3 separate regions of the Homo sapiens genome follow, and regions 2 and 3 are each linked to region 1. Evidence: chromatin contacts called from ENCODE Hi-C or POLR2A ChIA-PET data. All regions are on one chromosome and are shown on one strand. Each heading gives the region's core, a stretch centred on a gene start or an enhancer-like site at or near the end of the contact. The rest is flanking DNA. Distances are from core to core; before and after follow the strand shown. Region 1 holds the start of TLR1 (toll like receptor 1). Region 2 has its middle 52 kb from the start of TLR10. Region 3 overlaps KLF3 (KLF transcription factor 3).

The links. Hi-C counts contacts between places; a loop is a spot of excess contacts on that map. ChIA-PET counts read pairs that join two places held with the same protein, here RNA polymerase II (POLR2A). Pooled maps may share reads with other maps.
Region 2: a loop to region 1 is called in a pooled map, with 4 times the contacts of the local background. The contact joins the enhancer-like site here to the promoter of TLR1 in region 1. A Hi-C loop is called at or near these places in 3 of 37 single-sample maps with no recorded cell type and 7 of 50 pooled maps. POLR2A ChIA-PET finds 5 or more read pairs at or near these places in 4 of 52 experiments (GM12878, T-cell, activated CD8-positive, alpha-beta memory T cell and 1 more).
Region 3: a map of natural killer cell shows a loop between it and region 1 (2.9-fold over the local background). The contact joins the enhancer-like site here to the promoter of TLR1 in region 1. A Hi-C loop is called at or near these places in 1 of 168 maps with a recorded cell type or tissue (natural killer cell), 5 of 37 single-sample maps with no recorded cell type and 5 of 50 pooled maps. POLR2A ChIA-PET finds 5 or more read pairs at or near these places in 1 of 52 experiments (naive thymus-derived CD8-positive, alpha-beta T cell).

The regions. Positions count from the first base shown.
Region 1 is chr4:38,803,284-38,806,079 of GRCh38, reverse strand. TLR1 (toll like receptor 1) reads left to right here and starts at 1,289. Exons shown (of 4, transcript NM_003263.4): 1 at 1,289-1,326; 2 at 1,698-1,774. RefSeq lists enhancers at 289-458, 1,417-1,586, 1,521-1,690, 1,598-1,767, 1,634-1,803 and 1 more.
Region 2 is chr4:38,729,856-38,732,618 of GRCh38, reverse strand. No RefSeq gene overlaps it. Among named protein-coding and RNA genes, the nearest start is that of TLR10, 52 kb to the left of the region's middle. RefSeq lists an enhancer at 1,404-1,773. Within about 2 kb of position 1,443, at least 4 of the 41 ENCODE cell types and tissues checked have a DNase peak (open chromatin) inside an H3K27ac peak, as active enhancers do; they include GM12878, where a contact is called at or near this core.
Region 3 is chr4:38,686,104-38,689,145 of GRCh38, reverse strand. It overlaps KLF3 (KLF transcription factor 3), which reads right to left. Exons shown (of 6, transcript NM_016531.6): 3 at 75-561. Among named protein-coding and RNA genes, the nearest start is that of KLF3-AS1, 23 kb to the right of the region's middle. RefSeq lists cis regulatory regions at 930, 1,848 and enhancers at 846-1,015, 1,764-1,933. Within about 2 kb of position 1,450, at least 2 of the 41 ENCODE cell types and tissues checked have a DNase peak (open chromatin) inside an H3K27ac peak, as active enhancers do.

The DNA.
Region 1 (2,796 bases), core at 40-2,539:
AGTGGGGATGAGTCTGTGGGGAAAAACAGGAATTCAGAGTGCTGAGAAGCTTCCCTTACTGCCCTGCCCACTTCCCTCCCCTGGGCATTGCTCCCTCAGCCTGGATTCACAAAGTCAATGCCTTTGGGAGCCAGGAACTAAATTCTTAGTCAAAGACACCTCCCTCCTGTCCAGTTATGGGTCTCAGGGAGGAAATGGCAGGTGGGTGGTTTCATTCTTTCAGTTTCAGAAAATATCTGTAGACATAACATATTTCCTCTATTAAACAAATTCTGAGGTAAGGGGAAACAGAGAGAGACAGTCAGAACATTATAAGTCGAAAAGAATCTCAGCATTCTTAGTTTAGGGAAGTTGGCCTTGCTCGCTGTGTGGTAGAAAAGCTGATTACGGGAGAGAACCGTGGAGGGAAGGAAGGGAGGCAGTTTTGTCATCCCCACATCCGGTTTTGACTGGACACCATGCAGGCTGAGATCAACTTCAGAGGCAGTCAGCTGGAATCCCATAGCTTTATTTGCCCATTTATTGTGTTGTTATTTTGTTGTTGTCATTACTGGAAAAGGCAAGAGTAGAGCTATCAGAATGTCTTCCTTGAACATGCTGTCAACAAACCCCAGGATTTTTATAAACCCTATGTGAAAAACACGCTAAGAATCTCTTTTCTTCTTAGCATATTTTTCACTTAGGGTTTACAAAAATATGTTTTGAAGAAAGCTTGAAAAGATCAGTGGAAAAAAATTCAGCACCAAATTTTCTCTGAAAATCAACTTGTCAAAAAAGACGTGATTAACATCCATCCTGTAACCAGCACATGAATGATCTTCCCTCTTTACGAGTGTGCTTCAGCAAAACTTTAATCTCGACCCCTCCCTCTTTCCACTTTTAATAGTGGATGGATGAAAAGGCAAGAGGAAAAACAAAGCAGCCGAAACACACCCAGACGCACACTTCTGCCAAGCATAGCCACCACGGTAAGCATTTTGAATTCAGCCAATTATGATCTGTGGATTATTAACATTACCTCATTTACTTCATCAGTGTAGACAATAGTAAACTGACTGTAGTGAAATTTGGAACCATAGAAACGTGATTCTATTTTAATACAGGCCTATCAGGTAACCCACAGACTATGCTACATATGAATAAGAGAAAATAAGTTTATTCTTAACTATGTAATGTAATTCCAGTGGAATTCGGTAGGTGGCATAAAACAGCCTTTTTGTTTTGTTTTGTTTTCAACACCAAATGTGGTTAACAGTGAAATAAATTCAAGGAAGTGCTTGAATTTCTTACAGACTGCCAAATGGAACAGACAAGCAGGTTGTCTTGGTAAGCAACACATTCTTTTCTTTTGTAAAAGAAAATAATTGTATAGCTAGTTATTAAGTACAGAAGTCTCAAAAATCTGTGTAAGTCCTGGGTGTTTTTCTAAGTGGGTTATATTTCTGATATGTATATAGTTACTGTGTAGTTTGTACTGGCATTTGTGTATCAGTTCTGAGTCCTAAATCAGAGAAAGTCCCCACACTCCTCTGGGAATAACACCTCGTGTGTGATTTGCTTATAGGAAATATTTTTGAGTTGGGAAATGAATATTTGGGTCACACACGTCTTCTGGTTTTCTTCCAGAGCAGCTGCTAGTTGTTGATTTTGACAGCATTTCTCTTCACCTAATCCCGCCATTTGTATTCTCTTCTCAGTGTTAAAGAAAATGAGATATAAGTCAGTTACTCCCGGAGGCAATGCTGCTGTTCAGCTCTTCTGTTTTTGTGGCCAGGTTTGTTTCAGTTTTTCTCTCTGGGGCCTTCCCACTAGCTAGTCCTTCTGTTTCTCAGGCCACTAACACTGTTCTGGGGAGCTAGACGTGAGGTAGAATTGCAGGTTTTGAAAATGTTTCCCAGGCTACATCCAATTTGGTCAAAAGACTTGAAAGTGAATTTGTTTTATAACAAAGCAAGAGTTCACAAAACCGCATAGAAAGCAAAGCAGAACAGTTCTTGAACTGTCTCAGATTCTTTTAACCTTTGGTTAATAGCTATTTGGTCTTGTGCAGAGAAGGCCCTTAGTAAATATTTACAGGACTAAACTTAATGGGCCAGATAGATTGTATGGGTATTGTCCATTAAGACCAGTCAAAGCCTTGATTTGATGCCTCCAAAGTCTCCAAAAGAAGACAAATTAAATGTATTGATTCATTGTATCATATAATGTGAGGCTAAACCTATCATAATAATGAAAATTCACAGAAGCTCACCTAGAGGCATTTTACACTTTCAAATTAAAGCATCCTTTTCTGCTCAGCTTATTTTTTGGATAGTAAAAGAGTTTAAAGGTTCTAAAATAGATGAGGCTCAGTCATGGTCATTAAGACGTTGATCAAAAAATTCTTTGGTCTAGGAAACTGAGACATTGATTTTCATGGATTTAGCAAGTTTGGTATATAAAATTCAAAGATCCTGGAAGTATTAAAAATCAGTTATTCCTGTGTATAACATTTTGATTTCTTAATTATAGAAATAAGAATGGTTTCATAAACTGAGTACTTAAAATTAATGACTTTAAATGAAAGGGCAAGATGGAGGTTAGGCAAATAGAAGATATTTGAGTCAATTAATTTAGCTCGACATAAAACTGAAGCTATGCTTTCATTAAATGCTTGCGTTAGCAGTGGTGAATCCATATGGGTCGTAGAAACTTAATTCTTGCCTCCTCAGTGGAAAGAATTTGTGTGAGGGGCATAAGGCAGAGTGAGAGACCGAGGCAAGTTTTAGAGTAAGAGAGAGAGTGTCACGCCCAGGG
Region 2 (2,763 bases), core at 194-2,693, 74 kb after region 1:
TGCTCACAATATATATGTTTATGTATCTTTGTAAGCATATGCCTAATGCCTAAAATGGAATATGGATGTATACATGTTTGCACAAATACACATATGTGTGTATATACATAAGGCATATGCATACACGTGAAGAGACATATATATAATCTTCAAATTTTCAAGAAAACAAATTGTTAAATTGAGGGTACTACCTCAGAAACCAAACTTTATTAAATTTTCCCAAAAGCAGAAATAAAAGGCAGTCTATAGATTATTTTGCTATCAGAGACAACCAACAAGCCCAACAACTTTGGAAGTGCCTGGCTGATATGAAAGTTATTCTTTTTTCTTTTTCTTTTTAATTAAAAATTAATTAATTAATTAATTAATTAATTAATTAGAGACAGTGTTTCACTCTGTTGCCCAAGCTGCAGTGCAGTGGTGCAATCACAGCTCACTGTAGCTGCAAACTCATGGGTTCAAATGATCTTCATACCTCAGCCTCTCAAGTAGCGGGGACCACAGGCATGTGTCAATTTTTAAATTTTTTTGTAGAGGGGGAGTCTTGCTAGGTTGCCTAGGCTGGTCTCAAACTTCTGGCCTCAAGTGATCTCCCACCTTAGCTTCCCAAAGTGCCAGGATTACGGGCATGGCCACTGTGCTTGGCTTACCTTTTTTCTTTGAAGAAGATGTTTTTATTGGAATAGAGTTAGCAGTTTCTTCCCTCCTCTTAGTATCTAGAATAATGAGCCTAGTGCGGTGGCTCATGCCTGTAATCCTGGCTCTGGGATTGTTAGAATTTCTGATGCCCGTGAAAGTGACCCTTAGGGTTGAGAGAGAGGAGAAAAGCTTTCTCTTAGATTTTATTAATAACCAAGAGAATTATGATGATGATATTAATAATAGCAATAATTAATATATAATTAACACATAACACTCCCTATGTGCCAGGCACCATTCTAAGTGTTTTGACATTTGCTTTGTTTGTGCCTCAGTGTTTGAGATGTTATCTCGTTTATGTCTCATAAGTACTCTCTGAGGTAGGCTCTAATATGATCATCCCAACTTTACAGATGAGGAAGGTGAGGCACAGAGAGGTTTAATGACCTGCCAAAAGTTACAGAGCAGTTGCAGAAGCAGGATTCGAACCCCGGCAATCTGGCTCTAGATTGCCACATTACCCTTAGCAGTCCTGCTCTCACGCAAGGCCGCCCTGGAAGGACAGGAAGAAGAACCCTCTGAGCCGCGAGAAGGTGCTCCGAGAACCCTCAAGAGGACCCCGGCCCTGAACTAGAAGCTCCGCGTGCCTGGGCCTCCCTCTCCAGCAGGGGGCGCACACAGCCCGCATTTTCTGGACTCCTCTAACCACAGATACCTCGGCTTATTGAGAACTGGAACTCCTGACCTTTTGTGGGAAAGGCTCTGATCTCAAAACTTTCTCTAGCATTCTTGAAGTATTTACAGTGTACTAATCAAAGGAATGATCCGGTACATGGACATAACCAAGGGAATGATTCAGGACCGTTCTTGGAGGACCTACAATGTGTATCAATAAGCAGAAACCCAGGAAGCCTGTATAGGCCCCAAGCTTATAACAGCGCTGCCTGATTCCAGATGAACCACAAACACTCCAAGCCGGGGTTTTTCTCACCACACCCGAAGACATTCTATTAAAATAGCCCTGTTCGTGGGTGGCCTCCCATGCATGAGTCCTCTCACATGGTCTGCGTGCTGATGGGGCTGTGCTGAACTCACCGCATTGGCCTATGGAACACGTGCTGAGGTGTTTTCTCTCTAGTGACCTTTGTCACATCCTTTGCAAGAAATTAGCTCAGAGGAGCAATCCCTGAAGGCCAAACCTCAACCTGCACCAGAGGCAGACAGGAGACGAGGTTTGGTAGAATTTGTACCTCTCATGGTGGTGGGAGGAGGAGAATGGCTCTGTGAAGCGCTCCTTCCACCCTTTTAATGCTGTGCAATAAAGACTGAGTTAGGGGCTCAGGCCTGTAATCCCAGCATTTTGGGAAGTCAAAGTGGGTGGACTGCTTGAGCCCAGGAGTTCCACACCAGCCTGGGCTACATGGCAAAACCCTGTCACTACAAAAAATACAAAAATTAGCCAAGCACGGTGGCGTGTACCTGTAGTCTCAGCTACTCAGGAGGCTGAGGTGGGAGGATCCCTTGAGTCTGGGAGGTGGAGGCTGCCGTGAGCCGTGATTGTGCCACTGCACTCTAGCCTGGGTAAGATCCTGTCTCAAAATTTAAGAAAAAAAAAAAAAAGACTGAATGAGGGGGCTAACTTTGAATGGGGACCTCTCAGACTCAGAGCAGGAACAAAGTTGATTGCCCTGGGACTTTAAAAGTTTCTTCAAAATCCTATACATTTGTCAGCTGCTCTCAGGAGCCTTAGCAGGCTTCAGGGGTCTCTCATCCCCTCTGCTATGGTCTGAATGTTTGTGTTTCCCTAAAATCCATATGTTGAAATCCTACCCCCTAAGGTGATGGTACTGGGAGCTGGGTCTTTGGGAGGTGATTAGGTCATGAAGGCAGAGGCCTCCTGAATGGGAAGAGTGCCCTCATCAAAGATGCCCAAGAGAGACCTCCCACCCCTTCCACCTTGGGAGGACATGGTGAGAAGGCACCATCTATGAACTAGAGGGCAGAACCTCGCCAGATGCCAGCTCTGCCTGTGCCTTGATTTTGGAGTTCCAGCCTCTGGAACTGTCAGAAATGAATTTCTGTTGTTTATAAGACATCCAGTTGGCCGGGCCTGGTGGCTCACGC
Region 3 (3,042 bases), core at 201-2,700, 120 kb after region 1:
CCTCACCCACCCCATCTGGTGAAGCGCCAGTACGCTAAGCAAGTGCAGCAGCATGGAGCAGTGGCGGAATTTACCTTGCATGCTACTACTGGAATTTTCCATCTCCTCCGATAAGGAGACCATGAGAGGCTGCTGGAGGTGACTTGTGTACATAAAGGGGACGGGCTGCACCACCACCGGCTGGATGACGGGCAGGATCCCCGGGCTCCGTATTCCATGCCGCGAGAGGGCAGCTGCCATCACTGGTGGCATGGACAGCGGCACGCCGAAGGGCTGCACGCCTGGAGAAGGGGGTGAGTATTTTTTTATCGGTGGGCTGGAAGAAGGCATGCTCAACCCAGGCGAGGCTCTCCGGTGTGAGGACGGGAACTTCAGAGAGGAGGGCGAATTCCCAGCCGAAGGGGGTGAACTCCGCTTGTTCACCGTGAGGTCCACTGGCTCCATCTGTATTCCGTGCGACAGACCTTCTGGGGTCTGAAAGAACTTCTCAGGCAATGGTGTGGAGTAGATGACCCCATACTTGTTAGGCTTCATGGATTCCATGTAATTAGATGGGTATGACTATTAGAAAAGAAAAGGAAAACGTGTCAACAGCCAAATAAGTCCATTTACTTGAAACATGAATTAAGAAAAATATGCTAACAAGGCACTTAACAATTACATGGGCTTTACAAAATAGTTTAGATTTCGATATATATGTGACCTTAAAAAAATGCTCAAAGAGGTGGTCTCAACATTAAAAATGCTATGAGAGGCGGTCTCAAAAATATTAAAACTAAGATCAATGTGGTCACTACTGCAGATGAAAAATCTGAAATTTAATCCTAAGATGATTCCTGTGTCAAACATTAAGGCCGATACCTGGCAAAATTCTAAGACAGGTGATAGCACAGGCTTGGGGGCCATTATCATTAGGAGTCAGAGGTGGGCATCACAAGAACCAGTCAAGCCAAACCAACCTGGTTGCTTTTCTGGTGGGGTTTCTTGATGAGCAGGAAATGCTCTCTAGCTTTGATGTCTAACTTCGGCAGGACAGCTCTTTCTCAGGATAAGTAGTGTCTTCAACTTCAGCAGGACATTGATTTCTCATCATACTTGTGTATAATAAGCAAGAATGGGGCTGCAGGATAGGCAGTACCTTTCATTTGATGGGCTTCAGCAGCTGTACAATCCATGCCTAGGACTGGCCAACAATCCTAGTCAGCGTGGAACTGTGCTAGTTTCAGCACTGAAAGTCCCACATCCCATGAAACTCTACAGTCTCAGGCAAACCAGGAGGGGGTCAGTCACCATACACACCTTTGTACTGAAGGCCACCCTCACTGCGGCAATGATGTCCCTGGCCCTAACTTGCTCAGTGTTCTTATTCAGAATCTGAATGAAGCTGTAGACTTGAATGGCAAGTCTGTGGATGACACGGAACTATAAGAAACAGCTAACGTGATATGACTCACATAAGGAAATGTGGAGCTCAAAGTCATTCACACAAGCTGAGGCCCTGTGTTCTCTCCTCTATACCCTGCTACCCACTCATCAAATGAGGCTGGGGCACAAACAAGGGAGTGCAGAAGAGACAGAAGAGTCTGTTTCCTTCCCAAGATCTGGTCCACAACTGACCTCATTTATCTTCAAACACCTTTCTCTCTTTAAATATCAGGATAACCTAACTTTCATCTGCCAGCTTTAAATACAAACCAGTCATCATAATTTCACACAATGGGCACTATCCTTGACCATGGAGTTCACCTAAATTACTTCTATTCCTTAACTAACATTTTGTTGTAAATTTTCTTTGTAGAATGCAACCTAATTTTTAATTTAAAAAAATTAAACTCAACATAAACCATCATCTTTACTAGGCATTTTAGGGAAACTGAAATTTTGCATGTCAAGCCTGCTTACCTGCAGAAAATTCTTTGTACTTGAATGTCTGACAGTGACAGTGATAAACAACATATTGTGCTTCTCTTCCAGCTCTAAAACCCTATGTGTTTAAGAGTTAGAGGCAATACTAACTTGGGATGCAACCAAGAAAACCCAATGGTGCCTTGTAATTAAACAGCGTAAATGCACTATTAATTTCTGGGTCTCCTTGGCCCCTCTGGTGGCCACTATTGTGAGTTATGACTGTGGGGCAGCAGTGGTTTTGATAGGGATTCCTACTGAGATCACCCTCTTTCCTCTCTGGGCTTGGTCTGGGCGAATCCTCGGCTGGTTATGCATTGGAATCATCTGTGTTGTTTTTAAAATTCCAGATGCCCAGTCCCTGCTCCAGGCCTGCAGAGCAGCCTGTTAGGGAGGAGTCAGTCAGTGAAACTTTATCACATAACTGTGTTTATCTTTATCTGGTTTGGATGTCAGGTCCTCATGGTTAAGATCAAGGTTATGGGATAACCTACACAACGAGCTTATACACATGCCATCCTGGAAATCCCTTCTTGTCCCTGCTTATACAAGAGATGCTCACTGTCACGGGCTCTACTGCTCCCAACCAGAGTTTCTCAAACTTTACTGTGCACATCCATCTCCCTGGAGCACTCGTTAAAATGCAAATTTTGAATTACCGGGGAGTGGACCAAGGGAACTTAGGCTACCTTTTGAATAGCAATGCTCTAAATGACAGAGATAAAAAATAAAGATACTAAAGGTCTATTTAAAGGAGGGAAAAAGAATTTTCTTTTCTTTTTTTTTTTTTTTTTTTTGAGATAGGGTCTCACTGTTACTCAGGCTGGAGTGCAGTGGTATGATCATAGCTCACTGCAGCCTCGACCTCCTGGGCTCATATGATTCTCCCAACTCAGCCTCCAGAGGAAGTGGAACTACAGGCACATGACACCACGCCTCGCTAATTTTTGTATTTTTTTGTAGAGACTGGGTTTTGTCATGTTGTCCAGGCTGGTCTCGTACTCTTGGGCTCAAGTGATCTGCCTGCCTCAACCTCCCAAAGTTCTAGGATTACAGACATGAGCCACCACGCGCAGCCAGTTTTCACTACTAATACTGCTTAAAAACAAGAACATGAAGGATATAAAATCAGAAAAC